Regions from separate parts of the Homo sapiens genome. Here region 1 is linked to region 2. Evidence: chromatin contacts called from ENCODE Hi-C or POLR2A ChIA-PET data. All regions are on one chromosome and are shown on one strand. Each heading gives the region's core, a stretch centred on a gene start or an enhancer-like site at or near the end of the contact. The rest is flanking DNA. Distances are from core to core; before and after follow the strand shown. Region 1 holds the start of DYNC2I2 (dynein 2 intermediate chain 2). Region 2 overlaps LRRC8A (leucine rich repeat containing 8 VRAC subunit A).

Region 1 (3,056 bases), core at 219-2,718, 250 kb before region 2:
CGGGCGCCTGTAGTCCCAGCTACTAGGGAGGCTGAGGCAGGAGAATGGCATAAACCCGGGAGGCGGAGCTTGCAGTGAGCAGAGATCGCGCCATTGCACTCCAGCCCGGGCGACAGAGCGAGACTCCGTCTCCAAAAAAAAAAAAAAGAGAAAGAAACCAAGTAGCGCCGAAACCAAGTAGCTGGCACTACTACACTCCAGCCTGGGCGACAGAGTGAGACTCTGTCTCAAAAAAAAGAAAAAAAAGAAGGCCGGGCGCGGTGGCTCACGCCTGTAATCCCAGCACTTTGGAAGGCCGAGGAGGGCGGATCACGAGGACAGGAGATGGAAACCATTCTGGCTAACACTGTGAAACCCCGTCTCTACTAAAAAATACAAAAAAATTAGCCAGGCGTGCTGGCGGCCGCCTGTAGTCCCAGCTACTGGGGAGGCTGGGGCAGGAGAATGGCGTGAACCTGGGAGGCGGAGTTTGCAGTGAGCCGAGTTCGCGCCACTGCACTCCAGCCTGGGCGACAGAGCGAGACTGTCTCAAAAAAAAAAAAAAAAAGCCTGAACGCGGTGGCTCACACCTGTAATCCCAGCACTTTGGGAGGCCGAGGAAGGAGGACAGCTTAAGCCCAGGAGTTGGAGACCAGCCAGGGCAACACATGGAGACCCCATCTCTACAAGATAATAAATAAATAAACAGCCAGCGTGGTGGCCCGCGCCTGAGGTCCCAGATACTCTGGATGCGCAGGTGGGAGGATCGCTCAGCACCGGGGGCTGAGGCTGCAGTGAGCCGAGATCGCACCACTGCACTCCAGCCTGGGCGACAGAGCGAGACCCTGTTCAAAAAAAAAAACACAAAACAAAACCAAAAAAAGTTGTTTGAAATGCTTAAAAACTACAGTTCACACAAAATCCTTCAAAACGTGGGATCCTTGGAGGTGTTTTGTTTTTCCACTTTTTGTTGTTAAAAAATGGGCCGAAAGTATCCTCTGGGTCAGTTTCTGTGGAATAAACTGTAAAGGCAAACGGTGGGACGCCCGAACCCGCCCGGCAGCCACGGTGGGACGCCCGAACCCGCCCGGCAGCCACGGTGGGACGCCCGAACCCGCCCGGCAGCCGCGCTGCGACCCCGCCTTCCCGCCCGCGTCGCTCCGCGCGGGGCCCGCGCCCTCACCGTCTCCCAGCGGATGCCCTGGACGGCCCTCCACTGCGAGGGCACGGACGCCACACCCAGGGTCTCGTCCTGCAGCGGCCCTGGCCGCCCCGGCCCCGGGCCGCTCGCAACCCCGACTGTCGCCAGCGCCGCAACACCAGCGCTTCCCGCCTGGCTGAGTGGCCCCGGCTGCGCGCGGGTTGCCATGGAGACGGTTCCGCCCTCTCGTGCGGACGCACTCAGGCGCGACCTCCGCCCCTACGCCGCCATGAGCGGAAAACGGGGAATGTGAGGCTGACGGCGCCATGTTTGAATTGGTCGCAGCGCCTCCTGCAAGACCTGGAAGAAAGAAAAGTAACGATTCTTCTCGGCCAGAGAGAGAAGCATGACCGGTTTTGCATACCCTGTCCCCAGAAAAAGCACTCTAAGAGTAGGCGCGCTACTCCTGGGCGAGGAAACTGCGGAAGTGAGGCATTGGTGCCAGGTTCAAAGATGGCGCTGAGCAGCCAAGCGCAGAAGCGAAGAGAGGGCGGCAGCCTGCGGCCGTGGCCGGCCCGCGAGGTCTGGGCCTGGGAGCGCAGATCTGGCTGAGCAGCTGATTCTTCCAGCAGATCCGAGAACCGCGCCACTCGAACAGGCTGTCACCTCGAAGCCAAGTGATCTCCCTTTAATCCTCAGTCTCTGTCTCAATAGAATGATGATGAAAAATATTCCTACGGAGATCCTAAATGTGGTTAAAAAGCTGGGAGGCCCAAATGAGGTCTTCTACAGAAACATGCTTATTAAATCGAAATTAAAAGCAAATAACTAAATAATGTGCCTACTGTGTGTCAGGCAAAGAGCCCAGAACGTCTCTTTCTTATTAAGTTCTCACCCTGAGGAAAGAATTGCTTTTTATACTATATTATGTCGTTCTGCCATTCCGCGCGCCCCACCGGAATTAAAAAAACTGGAGATTCTGACCTGAGGACTAAAAAATAAAAATAAAGAATAAACAAATAGGCCAGGTGCGGTGGCTCACACCTGTAATCCCGGTACTTTGAGAGGCCAAGGCAGGAGGATCGCTTGAAGCCAGGAGTTCGAAACCAGCCTGAGCAACATAGTGAGAGCCCGTCTCTACAAAAAAAATGTTTTAAAACTTAGCTGGGCATGGTGGCACGTGCCTGTAGTCCCACCTACTCGGCAGGCTGAGTGTAAAGATCCCTTGAGTCCAGTAGTTTGAGGCTGCAGTGAGCTATGATTACACCACTACACTACAGCCTGAGTGATAGAGCAAGACCCTATCTCTAAAAAAATAATAATAGGCCAGACGAGATGGCCAGCACTTTGGAAGGCCAAGGCAAGAGGATCACTTGAGCCCAGGAGTTTGAGACCTGCCTGGGCAACACAGCAAGACTCCCTCTCTACAAAAAAAAATTTTTTAATTGGCCAGGCATAGTGGCACACACCTGTAGTCCCAGCTGCTCCGGAGGCCAAGGTGAGAGGATCCCTGGAGTCAGGGAAATTGAGGCTGCAGAGAGCCCTGATTGAACCACGCTGTGCTTTAGCCTGGACAAGAGAGTGAGACCCTGTCTCAAAATAATAATAATAATAACAACAAAATAATAAAAAAATTCTAAAAAATGATCTGGGAAGGATAGATGCTACTTTTTTTTTTTTTTTTTAAGACAGAGTCTCACTCTGTCGCCCAAGGTGGAGTGCAGTGGCGTGATCTCGGCTCACAGCAACCTCCACCTCCCCAGTTCAAGCGATTCTCATGCCTCAGCCTCCCAAGCAGCTGGGATTACAGGCACATGCCACCACACTGGGCTAATTTTTGTATTTTTAGTAGAGAAGGGTTTCACCATGTTGGCCAAGCTGGTCTGGAACTCCTGATCTCAAATGATCTGCCCGCCTCAGCCTGCCAAAGTGCTGG
Region 2 (3,390 bases), core at 223-2,722:
TGAGTCAGGGGAATTATTCGAACCTGGGAGGCGGAGATTGCAGTGAGCCCAGATCGTGCCACTGCACCCCAGCCTGGCAATAGTGTGAGACTGCCTCAAAAAAAAAATTTTTTTTTACCCTAGTGTGGTGCTACATGCCTACAGTCCAGCTACTCTGGAGGCCAAAGCAGGAGGATTGCTTGAGGCCAGGAGTTTGAGACCAGCCTGGACAACATAGCAAGACCCCGTCCCATTTAATTAAAATAATTCCATGGCCTCCTCCCAGCAGCCCTGCGTGGTATCATGCCCACCATGTATGTGAAGAAACTGAGGCTGCAAGCAGTGAAGAGCTTGTCCAAGGTCCCACAGAGAGGCTACCAGAGTCCAGGCCCACACCTTGGTACTGGCTTCCCCTCTTCATCCTCGGCAAGAGCCGTGTGGGAGGGAGCCTGCCCCTGTAGGGGGCAGGCAGGTGGCTCTGACCACCCGGCTGGCTCCTGTTGGGGTGGGGCTCCTTTCCCCACACCCTTGGGAACTCAACCCTGGATTTGGTGCCTGCACCCTCTTTCCTGATCTCCCCCGAAGCCCCATCAGAGAGGGGCAGTGACTTTTCCAGAATCACACAGCAGAGGACAAGGAAACGGGTGCAGCTGGGGGTGACCCCTCCAGACAGGTTACCCTTACCAGGGGTAGGCCCAGGCACCAGCCGGGCCAGGCCTGTGAGAGACTCCAGTCCAGGCCCTTCTCAGCTCTGCAGCCAGCCCCAGGCTCTGCCATTGGAACCCCAGGGCCCTCCTCCACTCCCCAGACACACTCAAACTGGAGAGAGGAACCTGAAGCAGAAGTCCCACCTTGATCATTTTTTTTTACCCCCGCTGGACCTAGCCAAGGGCTGAACAGAGTCCGGATGTTCCCAGACCAAGCACGGAGTTGGGGCGGGTGGTCAGAATCAGACCTGATTGGGACGGTGTTTCCTGCCTTGGGCAGGTGGTTTTGCCTCTGTGAGCCTCAGTTTCCCTCACCTGTGTGACTGAGCTGGGAACACTTCCTGCCTCAGAAGGAGGAGTCTGGGTGGTACAGACAAGCCCCAGGTCGGCGGGGCTGGGGCGGCTCCTCGCAGAGGAAGCAGGTGTTTCTGTGAGCGAACACACCCCACTCCCTGAACACGAGGGAGGTGTTGCAGTATCATTGTCACCACATCCTGCCCGCTCAAACAGCCGCGCCCGCCCTGGCTGTCTCATTCCAGACTTGGGGGCAGGCAGGCTGCTGCATGCACCGGGCTCCTCTCCTCCCTCTTCTGTTCCCCAGTCTTTAGGTCCTGGCCCTGGATGGGGACTCCAGGTGTCCACATGTCTCAGTGGAGGCAGCTGTGTGATTCAGAAGCTCTCCCAGTGCCACTTTCTTTCCCAGCAGTGTAGGTGGTGCGTGGACCCACCTGGTCATTAGAGGGCCCGGGCCTTCCTGTGGGGCGGGTGCTTGCCCTGGCCCGTGAGTCCTGGCATCACTAGGAGGACTGACTTCTGGCCTGGAGCTGCCAGCCCAGGGCGGGCGGTGGTGTCTGCTGGCCCCTTTGTGACCTGAGCGCTGGTAATGCTGAGGGGCGGGGAAGCTGCACTCCCAGTCCTGTTTCTCTTGGCACCGCCTGGGTGAGACCTTGGGCAGGCGGAGGGCAAGTCCCACATGGTGGCGAGGACCTGAGCCCGGTGGTAGAGGGACAGGCCTGCTGGGTTTGTTCTTACTCTACTCTGCCCCTTAATAGCAGGGGGATGTTGGCAGGTGATGTCACCTTCCTGAGCCTTAGCACCCCCATCTCTGGGATGGGGCTATAGAGGCCTGGCCTCTTGGGCATCAAGGATGACCCTAGGAGGGCCTGCAGGGGAGGCCTGCCTGGTGCCTGGCACACTTCCAGGCCCTCAGCACTGGCTGTGGCCATCATCACCCTTGCTGAGTGCCCCATTCCACCTGCCTCACATGGGGTCCTGCTCTGCCTTCCTCCTGTCCTCCCCATCCAGCATAGCCTAGAAAGATTGGGGCTGGGGAGTGTTTGGCATTTGCAGAGAGGTGCTGTTCTTTTTTTTTTTTTTTTTTGAGTCGGCACCTCGCTCTGTCACCCAGGCTGGAGTGCAGTGGCGTGATCTCGGCTCACTGCAAGCTCCACTTCCCGGGTTCACGCCATTCTCCTGCCTCAGCCTTCCAAGCAGCTGGGACTACAGGCGCCTGCCACTATGCCCGGCTAATTTTTTTGTATTTTTAGTAGAGACGGAGTTTCACCTTGTTAGCCAGGATGGTCTCGATCTCCTGACCTCGTGATCCGCCCGCCTTGGCCTCCCAAAGTGCTGGGATTACAGGCGTGAGCCTCTGTGCCTGGCCCGAGAAGTGCTGTTCTTAAAGAGTTCCTACCTAGGCCGGGCACGGTGGCTCACGCCTGTAATCCCAGAACTTTGGGAGGCCAAGGCAGGTGGATTGGTTGAGGCCAGGAATTCAAGACCAGCCCGGCCAACATGGCAAAACACCGTCTCTACTAAAAATACAAAAATTAGCTGGATGTGGTGGCGGGCGTCTGTAATCCCAGCCACTTGGGAGATTGAAACATGAGAATCACTTAAACCCAGGAGGCAGAGGTTGCAGTGAGTCAGGATCATGCCACTGCACCCCAGCCTGGGTGACAGAGTGAGACTGTCTCAAAAAGGGAAAAAAAAAAAGTTTGTTACTATTCTGGTTATTAACATTATCAGTAATCAAAGAAAGGTGGCCCATCATCTGGGCACCCCTGTTCCTCTCCTAAGAGAGACAGACACATTTGACACAGGCATTTAAAACTTGGTTTAGATAAAAATCTAGGTTCTGGGTTACAGTGTAAAGTAAAAATTGAATGTAAAGTAAAAGCACAATTTGGCCAGGCATGGTGACTCACACCTATAATCCCAGCACTGTGGGAGGCCGTGGCAGGTGGATCACCTCAGGTCAGGAGTTCGAGACCAGCCTGGCCAACGTGGCGAAATTCCGTTTCTACTAAAAATACAAAAATTAGCTGGGCGTGGTAGCGTGTGCCTGTAATCCAGCTGCTTGGGAGGCAGAGGCAGGAGAATCATGTGAACCCAGGAGGCGGAGGCTGTGGTGAGCTGAGATTGTGCCACTGCACTCCAGCCTGGGTGACAGAGCAATACTCTGTCTCTAAATAAATAAATAAATAAAAGCACAATTTATTCTAATACACAGAAAGGGCTGGGTGCAGTGCCTCACTCCTGTAATGCCAACACTTTGGGAGGCTAAGGCCAGAGGATTGCTTGAGGCCAGGAGTTTGAAACCAACTTGGCCAACATAGTGAGATCCTGTCTCTACAAAAAATTTTAAAAATTAGCCGGGCATGGGCCAGGTATGGTGGTTCACACCTGTAATCCCAGTACTTTG

The links. Hi-C counts contacts between places; a loop is a spot of excess contacts on that map. ChIA-PET counts read pairs that join two places held with the same protein, here RNA polymerase II (POLR2A). Pooled maps may share reads with other maps.
Region 1: a pooled map shows a loop between it and region 2 (4-fold over the local background). The contact joins the promoter of DYNC2I2 here to the enhancer-like site in region 2. A Hi-C loop is called at or near these places in 6 of 50 pooled maps. POLR2A ChIA-PET finds 5 or more read pairs at or near these places in 5 of 52 experiments (AG04449, B cell, H1 and 2 more).

What each region holds. Positions count from the first base shown.
Region 1 is chr9:128,655,379-128,658,434 of GRCh38, forward strand. It overlaps DYNC2I2 (dynein 2 intermediate chain 2), which reads right to left and starts at 1,469. Exons shown (of 9, transcript NM_052844.4): 1 at 1,163-1,469. The coding sequence starts at 1,348. RefSeq lists enhancers at 881-1,525, 1,499-1,708, 1,526-2,169 and a silencer at 989-1,318.
Region 2 is chr9:128,901,364-128,904,753 of GRCh38, forward strand. All of the region lies in intron 2 of LRRC8A (leucine rich repeat containing 8 VRAC subunit A), which reads left to right. Among named protein-coding and RNA genes, the nearest start is that of PHYHD1, 18 kb to the right of the region's middle. RefSeq lists a silencer at 2,378-2,550. Within about 2 kb of position 1,473, at least 22 of the 41 ENCODE cell types and tissues checked have a DNase peak (open chromatin) inside an H3K27ac peak, as active enhancers do; they include B cell, where a contact is called at or near this core.